Linked DNA regions of Homo sapiens: region 1 is linked to region 2. Evidence: chromatin loops called from intact Hi-C (ENCODE). Cell type or tissue: Calu3. All regions are shown on one strand. Links, peaks and the distances in the headings refer to the core of each region. The heading gives the core; the rest is flanking DNA.

Region 1 (5,388 bases), core at 321-5,320, 59 kb after region 2:
CCCTTTTTTTGGAGTTTAAGCACAACTGACCAGCATTAATGTTGAAATAGAGATTATAAGACTGACAGAATAGACTCTTCGTGGTAATAAGATACCAGATTATAAACAAGACCTAAGACCATGAGAAGCAAGGGTTAAGTCCTGCCCTACAAACCATAAAATCTTGTTAAATGTTTTGTTTTTTTCTTAAATCTAGTATAATGTGGCTTACTTTTTAACCTGACTCTGTTTTACCATCACATGATAGACAGCAGGCCTCCTTATCTTAATTTAAGCATTCCTTTGCACTGACTTTCAGTCTTTAGACAAAGCTGAACTCTTTCAACCAATTGCAAATTAAAGAATCTCTGAATCCACCTATAACCTGTAAGCCTCTGCTTCAAGATATCCTGCCTTTCAGTCCAAACCAACTTATACTTTCTCTATATTGATTTATGTCTTTGCCTGCAACTCCTGCCTCCTTAAAAATGTATAAAACTAAACCGTAACCTCACCATCCTGGGCACAGTTTTTCAAGGCTTCTTAGGTTTGTGTTTTCTCTGGGTTACAGTCACTCATATTGACTCAAAATAAACCTCTTTAAAATATTTTAGAGTTTGGCTTTTCTGTTAACAAAATGAAGCACCTGACCTTTGTTATACATATGCAATGTATCGCTGGTATACCAGTGGTTACTTTTGCAGCTACCTTGCCTCTTTGAATCCCCAGTGAGAAGTGGAGATTGAGACGGCAACCTTGATGTCAAAATACAACAGAAGCTCCAGAAGCAATGTTGCCACATTGCTCAAAGCAAATGCAAGCCTCTGAAGTCTGTATTGGAGGCAAATTTTCTCGTGTTGTTTGCACAACTAAAAGAAGACACCGAGGAGAAGCACAAGGCAACAGATGGGTGAAGGGGCAGCCTACAGCCCCACTGTGGAGAGGTCAGAAAACAAAACAGCAGACAGAGCTCAAAAAGATCCTTATCCCTGAAAGACAGCCCCACTCAGCCCTAGCCATTTCAAAGCCTCCTAGTGCCATTGAACTTGGTGAGGTTCCCAGAGGTACCAGGTTCTGAGGAATATTAATAAGTCAGGATTACCTGGGTATAACATTAATCATATCAAGGTTCAATATTAGTAAAACAGGATTCATATAGGGAAAAATTTTATTTTTCCTGCAATGTTTCTCCCTACTCACCAACATTCTGTTAGATATTTGATATTATCTCAAGGAAAATGGCAGAGAATGGGCATGCATTGACATACCTTTATTTTACTTTCATTCCTTTGGGCATTTCTATTACTCCAACTAATTGCTTAAAAATACTGTGCTAATTCCATTCATTCTTCAGATGAGCATGTAGCCCACTGATACAAAACAATAGAGGTTAACAAGACGTCTTCAAAGCTGAGTGCTGAAGATAGCAGTGGTGCTTTAAACTTTTGGAGCATCAAAGGAGAGCTTACCTGTGATCTCTTTTTTACATGGGTTACCATAGTGATGACAGGGCTTGGCTTGAGAGGAAACTGGATAATAATAAGGCTACCATTTTCAAAGAATTTACTGTATGCTAGACACTGTGCTTTTGCCCTGAATCCTCAGAGAGATTTCACCATCCGCCTTTTACAGATGAGGAAGCTGAGGCACAGGGGGTTAAGTATCTTGCACAAAGTCTTCCATCTAGAGAATGGCACAAACCAGGATTCAAATCCAGGCATTCTGACTCCAGAGCTGTCTCCAAAGCATCAATATTAGCTGCTTGGAAAAAGTGGTGAAATATGGAGATGCTTACAATATATATATTTTTTGAGATGGAGTCTCCCTCTGTTGCCCATGCTGGAGTGCAGTGGCGTGATCTTGGCTCACTGCGACCTCCACCTACTGAGTTCAAGCGATTCTCCTGCCTCAGCCTCCCGAGTGGCTGGGGCTACAGGCATGCACCACCACTCCCAGCTAATTTTTGTATTTTTAGTAGACACAGGGTTTCACTGTGTTGATCAGGCTGGTCTCGAACTCCTGACCTTGTAATCTGCCCACCTTGGCCACCCAAAGTGCTGGGATTATAGGCGTGAGCCACTGAGCCTGGCTGACGGTTATGATATTAGTGCATATTTGTCTTTCTGACTTCCGTGGCAGGATAAATATTCAATGAGCCTGTCCCTACCTTTGAAGGCAAAGGCAGTCTCTTATAAAGTTACCTTGGAACCATGAAGGGGCAGCTGTGAGTGAGGATGGTTCCACATACATACAACATCCTGTATCATGAAGAAAAGCTGGATTCTTCTCTGTTTCTAAAGGCAGAAATTCAGGAGGTCAGAAACTGGTTGGGCACAGAGGACAGTTGATGGAAGGATGAAGAAAAAGAGAATAAATGTTTTCGTTTCATGATAAACACATGTAAACATCGAACAACTATATGTAGAGGTTCACATGCATCACCTTTTTCTACAACTCAATGTCTGATTATTCAGGATCTACTCAAAGGTAATACTGTACTATATGACACAACCATTCTACTCCTAGGTATTTACCTAAGAAAAATAAAGGTTGAGGAATAAAAGTGAAATTCTAAGCTCCCCACCCACCTGAATGGACCCCATCTTGGCCAAGGGGACTCCAGAGAAACCTTAAAAACTGAGTACCTGGTTGTGATGGGATAGGAGGTTGAACATGCATTGTTACACTTTCTCCCTTGCTAACCACCATGAGGCTTTCTTTCCTAAGGGCTAAGCAGACACCAGCTCTTTTAAAAGACTTGCTGGACTCTACTCACTTTTTGTGGTTTTGACACAACAACCGACCAGCATTCCTTCCTGATAAGAGACCACAGACCATGGACTCATTCTGGCTGGTTTACAGAGGCTGCACATAGGATGACTCTGTGTCCTCCGTTTTACCTTTTGAAGTTTAAAGCCTAATTTTAATGCATTTAGATGTTAAGTCTCCACCCCAGTGTGAAAACGGGACATATGTAGCATGCATATTTGCTTACTACGCATGTGCACCCACCCTTTGTAAATATTCATAGCTCCTCCTATAACCTGTTGAATATGTGTGGCTAGCCAACTTGTTCAGCATAAATCCCTGTCCCATCTTTCCTTCCTCAACATGCCTGCTTTTGGTTTCTATCCAAGGCTACATTTCCCAGCCTATGAAATAGCCACGAGGTCAGGAGATCGAGATCATCCTGGCCAACATGGTGAAATCCCATCTCTACTAAAAATACAAAAATTAGCTGGGCATGGTGGCACATGCCTGCAGTTCCAGCTACTCGGGAGGCTGAAGCAGGAGAATTGCTTGAACCCAGGAGGTGGAGCTCACAGTGAGCCGAGATCGTGCCGCTGCACTCCGGCCTGGTGACAGAGCAAGACTCCATATCAAAAAAACAAACAAAAGAAATAAAGTTCTCCTCTCCAATAAAGCTTATGATTCTTCAGTTGACAAAATCTATATCTATATAAAGACTTTTACATGCATTTCTATAGCAGCTTTATTTGTAATAACCTCAGACTGAAAATAACCCAAATGTCCATTAACAAGTGACTGGATTAACACATTGTGTATCTATTATCCATCCAATGGAATGCTGTACAGCAATAAAAGGAATGAACTGTTGATACCCATAACAACATGGATGAATCTCAAAAGAATCATGCAAAGTGAAAGAAGCCAGAAAGAAGAGAGCACATGTTTTAGGAATCTATTGATATAAAATTCTACAAAATGCAAACTAACCTATAATGATGGAAAGCCAACCCATAATTTGCTCAGGGATGGGAGACAGGGAAGGTGGGGAGAATTATAAAGGGGCAAGAGGAAACTTTTTGAACTGATGCATATGTTCATTACCTGGATTATGGTGATGGCTTCACAAGTATATTTGCACGTCAAAACTTTTTCTATTGTGTACTTTAAACAATGTAGTTTATTGTGTGTCCATTATACCTCAATAAGCTGTCTAAAAAAGAGCAAATGAACATTTTGTTAGAGGAAACCTGCTTGTCAAGGCAAGGAGTTATGAAACCCCACATTACGATGGCGGAGTGAACCCAGGAGGTGGAGGTTGCAGTGAGCAACCTGGGTTTATTAATTCAGAATGATTAGGTGAGAGGAAATAGTCCCACCATGACAGGTGCATGAACATCACATCACAAAGGGTCTTGCAAACTCACCTACAGTATTCTGATTTTATCCCACAGCTTTGAGGAGCTACTAAAAAGAGTGATGTTTTCAGATTTGTCATTATTATGGGATGAACTGTGCCTCCCTGGAATTCATATGTTGAAGTCCTGACCTTTAACCTATCTTAGAATGTCAGTGTATTTGAAGATAGGGTCACTAAAGAGGCAAGTATGGTGAAGTAGTTATACCGGTGGACCTAAATACAATATGTCTGGTGTTCTTAGAAGAAGAAGAGATTAGGACATAGACATGCAGAGAGAAATGACCACGTGGAGATACAGGGAGAAGACAGCCATCAACAAACTAAGGAGAGGGGCCTCAGAAAAAAACAACTCTGGTCGACATTTTATCTTGGGCTTCCAGAACCGTGAGAAAATGCATTTCTGTTGTTTAACCCACCAAGTCTGTGGTACTTTGTTATGGCAGCCCCAGGAAACTAATACAGTCATCCAGGGAGGTCATGATGGCTGTGATGGGTAAAATGATGGGTCATGATGGCTGTCTCAGTAATCCAGCTGAGCTAGGGAGACCCAACCTGGACTGATGGGTTTGAGAGTTTTTCCTTTTTAGGACTTAATCTAGGAGATGATGCCAAGGTATATACTGAGAATGACTCCCAAGTTTCTGGCTTGATTGACTAAGAACTCCCTGCCAGAATCACAGCTGCATGAGGAAGAGTAGGTTTTGAAGGAAATAGACAACTATCGATTTTTGCCACATTGAGTTTGAGGCAATCATGGAATTTTCCCACTGGAGAGGTACAGTCAGTACTTGGAGACATGAACCTGGAGCCTGGCAGTCTATTCCAGCCTTGAGAGATAGACATGGAATCTTCCAGCTAAGAGCTTAGGACTGCAATCTGCAAGCAACAGGGAGCACTCCAGGGAGGTGGTGAGATTTGTGCTTTGGGGAGTTCATTTTTAATGGTGTAGAGAAAAAATTAGAACAAAGGGAAAAGATCAGACAGAGGGCCATAGCAGTAATCTAGTTGAAAGATGTGGAATACTGAACTAAGCCAATGGCCATGGGGAAGCAGAAGGAGATAAAAGTCAAGAGGCAGAGTTCAGAAGTGAGCAGTAAGGAGAAGGCAGATGAGAGGCAAAGAGTACGCTGCCATGGGGTGGGGGGCAGTGGGAAAATGCCGTCATGATTCAAAAGTTTCCATTGAAAACTCTTCACAGCTGATGAGACCTAGGTCAGGAGGCCAGAAGGTCTGGCTGCTGG
Region 2 (5,388 bases), core at 97-5,096:
TTGTTGCAGGAAAACCATCCATACTTGAGATGAAGCCTCGCACCTTCACCTCTGAGCTGTGACCTTGGACAAGTTGCTTTATTTCTCTGAACCCCATTTCCTATCTGTAAATTCAGGATAATACAATGTGACCTGCAGGAATGTTGTGAGAATTGTTAACTAAGTATGTGTGTGAAACAGAGGATACTAGAGGCTGGAAAGGCTGGGTGGAAGGGAGGGAAGGGTGAGAAGAGATTTGCAAAAGGATACAAAATTGCAGCTAGATAGGAAGAATAAGTTCTAGTGTTCTGTAGCACTGTAGGATAACTATAGTTGACAATAATATATTGTTTCAAATAGCTAAAAGGAGGGTATTGAATGTTCCCAACACAAAGAAATGATAAATGTTGGGAGTTGATGGAAATGCTAATTACCTTGATCTGATCAGTATACATTATATGTATCAAAACAACATCATATACCCTTTGGATATGTACAATTATTTGTCAGCTAAAAAACTAAATTAAAATAAAATATAAAAATACATGTGTGACATACAGAAGGATTTCAGCACCAAATTTAATGGATGACTTTATATGTTTTTTTTAATCACCTTCAGAGAGGTATCATCTCTGATTAATCCCTCCCTGCTTTTCAGCACACTTCTCTTGGTTCTGAGATGCTGAATTTTTTGACTGTTCTCCTCCAACTCTCTGGCTTCCTCTTTGCCACCTCTGCCCTCTCTCCTTGGCCTCTCTGAGGTGGATGTACCCAGGGCACAGTCCTGGGCTTTCTTATCTCTGAACATTGTTCCAAGGTGGTCCTATTTATATGTGTGGTTTCAAATATCATCTACTCACTGAAGGCATCCAAATCTATGTCCCCTGCACTCACCAGTCCCCTGACCGCCAGAATCATAACTCTGCCTGCCTAATCAACATCACCAGTAGGGTGTGTAGAAGGCATCTCAAATCTACCGTGCTCCGAAACAACCCCAACTCAGTTTTGTCCTCTCCAGGTCAGAATGGCACCTCCATCCACTCAGTTGCTTTTATTAAATTCTCCCAAATCCATTCTTAATATCTTTATATCATTCAAACCTGTATGCCCTTCATCCAATTTCTAAAGGGGGCTTGGTTCCTTTCCCTAAACCATTACATCTGTGCACTTTTCTCCATAAATGTTGGTGTCATCCTAGGCTAACCTTCCATCATCTCTCGCCTGGATGACCTTAAGAGCCTCCTAATTGGTCTCCTTGCTTCTATTCTTGTTGCTCAATAATCCATTCTTGACACAGCAGAGAGAATAATTTCTTTCTTTCTTTCTTTCTTTTTTGAGACAGAGTCTCGCTGTCTCCCAGCTGGAGTGCGGTGGTACGATCTCGGCTCACTTCAAGCTCCGCCTCCCAGGTTCATGCCATTCTCCTGCCTCAGCCTCCCGAGTAGCTGGGACCACAGAATAATTTCTAAAAATACAACTCAGATCATGCTACCCCATGCTTAGCATCTTTTAACAGGTGCGCATTACACACAATATAAGCCCAAATTTCTCAGCATGATCTACAAAGCCATACATTCCTCTCTACCCACGCTGTAACCACACTGGCTTTCTTTCTATTCCATAACTCACTGAGCACACTCCCTTCTTATGGCTTCTAACGTTTAATTTTATTAATCATTTCTTCTTTTTAGGGTATTCCTCATGGCTGGTCCCTTCTTTTTATTCTGATCTTGGCTCAAATTTTACCTCCCCAGGTAAAACTTTACCTACTCTGATAACTAAAGAAAACTTCCATCAATATCCTTGCTTTATTATCTTCATATCCTTATAGCCTTCTAAAAGCATCTTCTTTATTCATATATTTTCCTCATATTATCTGTATTCTACTAAAATGTAAGCTCCATGAAGACAGAGAACTTAGCTGTCTTGTTATCACTGTATCTATAGCACTGAAGTATTACCCAGTGCATGTTAATTATTCAATAAATATTTATAAGATTAATTAGGTGCTTAACTAATACATAGAATATACAATTAACTTATATGGCATAGAAGCACATATAATCACTAACAATACCAAAAATAATTCATGCTATTTTTTTGTGCCTAATCAACAATCCATCAAAATCCCTATATTTCAGTGACATTAGAACAAACAAGTTTCTCAGAGTTCATAGAATTGCCCACCTTTCAGTGAACTCAGGAATACTATTTTATTTGAGAGTTACCCAAGGCAATTCTTGTCTTGAGCTGATGTCAAATGCAGTAAAAACTCACAGGTGATTTTTAATTGAATTGAATTCATTGCATATTTCCTGAACACTTATCATGTATCAGCTGCAGTGCTAGACCTTGCAGACAGAGGTTAATAATAAGTGGTATTTGGGGGTGAGTTTATATTTTGTTTTACATATGTGTGCAGCAACAATCAAGGCTGAGATGAAGGTGGAATTCAGTCCTGCCTCTTCATGTCTGCTGGAGTGATACGGCAAGGTCCACAGATGCCTTAATCATAGGTAGAAAGGAGGTCTCTGAGTAGAAAGAATTGAAATGCTCAGATAAGCTGACAAGCTCTACTGCCTTGACACCCCTCCAACATCTTGCTTCTAAAAGTGGGGTCTGCAGGCAAGCAGCATTGGCCTCAGCTAGTGGTGCAGAACCTCAGGTGCTACCCCAGGCCTGATGAATCAGAATATCCAATCAAGCAAAACCCCCAGGTAATCTGTGTTCATATTAAAGTTTGGGTAGTACTTCATTAACAACGTCACATAAATGGGCTCAAGGCATTCTCTCCTCTGGTGCCCCGATCGGGTCTCACTTCCCTACAGACCACTGGGCAAGCAAGGACTGTGGTGGTGTTCTGGGAGCACCACCCAGGTGGGGATCCCTGGCTGGGAGTACACTTGTTCATGGGTCATCAGCCCTGAGGATTCCCAGCCATATCTGAACAGCCCTGGGCAGGAAGTGTGAGATGGGACAAGAGGGAGTGGTGTTCAGCTTATTATGGTAGCTAAGGAGACGCCTAAGGGAACTCGAGTGACCTACGTGAAGTGTCAAGGATAGATTTTGACAGTTCCATTTATTTATTCAATAACGGCTTATGGAACATCTGCTATACACCAATAGAGGGAGGCAGAGAGCATGGTGAATGCAACATTGCATAATGGTGTTGGGAAAAGTGTCCCGATTTCAAGGAAGCTGACAGCCAGTCTCTGTCATTTCCTAGCTAGGTAACTTTGAGTAAATTACTCAACCTCTTTAGATTTTATTTTCCTACAGTGCAAAATCAGGGTAACAATAGTTGCTGTCTTTTAAAATGGTTGCATAACTGAATGAAACAATGCATACAAATTGCAAAGCTCAGTGCCTGAGCCACATTATAAAAGATCAATAAATGTTAGCGGCTGCTGTCACCACTACTACAAACCCTGGATGCTAGATGCTAGGGCAGTGGTTCTCAACCTTGGCTGAGTGAATGTCAAAGTTACCTGGGGAACGCAGTACACTGTTGGTAGGAATGTAAATTAGTGCAACTGCTATGGAAAATAGTGTGGAGGTTCCTCAAAAAACTAGAAATAGATATATGATTTGATCCAGGAATCCCATTGCTGGGTCAATATCCAAAAGGAAGGAAATCAGCATATCAAAGTGATATCCACACTCTGATGTTTATTACAGCACTATTCACAGTAACCAAGGTATGGAATCAACCTAAGTGTCCATCAATGGATGAATGGATGAAGAAAATATAACATATGTATGGAATGGAATACGACTCAGCCATTGAAAGAATGCAACCCTGTCATCTGCAGCAATATGGATGAAACCAGAGGTCATTATGTTGAGTGAAATAAGCCAGGCCCAGAGAGACGAATAGCATATGTTCTCACTTATACATGGGAGCTTAAAAGGTTGATCTCATGGAGGTAGAGAGTAGAATTATGGTTACCAAAGACTAGGAAGTAAACAAGACAGGAGGGATGAAGAGAAATTGGTTAATGGGTACAAAAATAAAGTTAGATAGAAGACATAAGTTCTGATGTTTGATAGCACAGCAGGATGACTATAGTAAATAATTTATTGTATATTTCAAAATAGCTAGAAGATTTGGAATGTTCCCAGCAGAAAGAAATGATAAATGTTTGAAGTGATGGAATTCCTAATTACCCTATTTTGATCATAACACATTGCATGCAGGTATCAAAATATCACAAGTACTCCATAAATATATACAACTATTATATATCAATAAAAAATGGAGAGGAAAACAACTGAAGTTATTTGGGAGCTTTTAAAATTTGCTGATTCTTAGCCACATCCCAGGCCAACTAAATCATAATATTTGGGGATAAAAGCCAGACATCAGTATTTTTTAAAGCTCCTCAGTTGATTCTGTAACCAAGTTCGAATCCAGCTGCTCACTGCTCAAAAGCCAAAATGTGAGAAGTGAGGTGCAGTGAAAGGAAAGCAGCTTTATTCAAACACTAGCACTTGGGAGATGGTTGGACTCAAGCCCCAAATAAAACATCTCAATATTTTAGGCAAGGGAGTGGATTTAAGAAGGGAAAATCTACATGGAAAGCATGCAGGTGTGGTGCAGTCTTGTGTGTCTTGTTCCGACGGCCATCTTGCATTATTGTCCACCTGGAGTGAGGCCTGGTGCCATCTTGACAATGCTTGGGTTGTAATAATAGATTAATCACTTTGAGGTAATCTCTAAATGGGGAGAATTCCACTGCTGGGTCTTCCCGTCTGGTTTAAGATTAGCCCCTGGAATTTCTAAGCAAGCACATCATTAGATAAGCAAGCACTGTGAAAGAGAGTGCCTGGTGGGAAAACAAAGAAAGAGTTTCAAAATACATTTCAAGGCTTAGACAAGAAGAGACAGAAAAAAAAGTTCTTTACAATGCATTTTAAAGCCAAGCCACTCAGATACAATTCCAAGGTGTAGCCAAAGTATACCTTGTACCATGGAATCTAAGATGATTTTAGGAAAGTTCACCTTCTCTCTGGGGTGCTCACAGTCTTCCAGAGAAGATCAATATGCAAAGAGATAATGATAATTCTATGTTCCAAATATGTGCAAGGAGATATGAAAAAATGACAGCAGGACTGCTCAGTCTAAAAGCCATGTCAGGTAGCAGGAAAAAAGTACCTCACACTATTTTTCTTGTTTTTTATGTAAAAGAAAGTGACTGCCCATGCATGACACATAGTCTGTGGGAAAAAAAAAAAGGTGATTCTCACAGCAAAATGTAAGTAGGTCATTGCAACCCAGACTGACTCCAGCCACTGGCAGTTCTAAAGAGGTCCTGGTTGTTCATTAACCTCTGGGTATCTCAGCTTACTCCTTTGTGAGATAAGTGGGTAACGGTGATGCTCTCTAAGGACCTGCCAGAGGGTGAAGAG

The links. Hi-C counts contacts between places; a loop is a spot of excess contacts. Peaks named below come from ENCODE experiments on the same cell type or tissue, not always from the same donor. Only the 100,000 strongest peaks of a DNase experiment are listed, where the experiment ranks them.
Region 1: it touches region 2 in a loop (5-fold over the local background); 2 of 110 quality-filtered maps call a loop at or near these places.

Annotation. Positions count from the first base shown.
Region 1 is chr16:9,703,633-9,709,020 of GRCh38, forward strand. No RefSeq gene overlaps it. Among named protein-coding and RNA genes, the nearest start is that of LINC01195, 250 kb to the left of the region's middle. In Calu3, for the core only: no CTCF peak of the experiment used is centred there; a DNase peak (open chromatin) is centred at 2,789.
Region 2 is chr16:9,645,184-9,650,571 of GRCh38, forward strand. No RefSeq gene overlaps it. Among named protein-coding and RNA genes, the nearest start is that of LINC01195, 190 kb to the left of the region's middle. In Calu3, for the core only: CTCF peaks have their summits at 1,035, 1,284 and 3,114 (motif pointing right); a DNase peak (open chromatin) is centred at 3,108.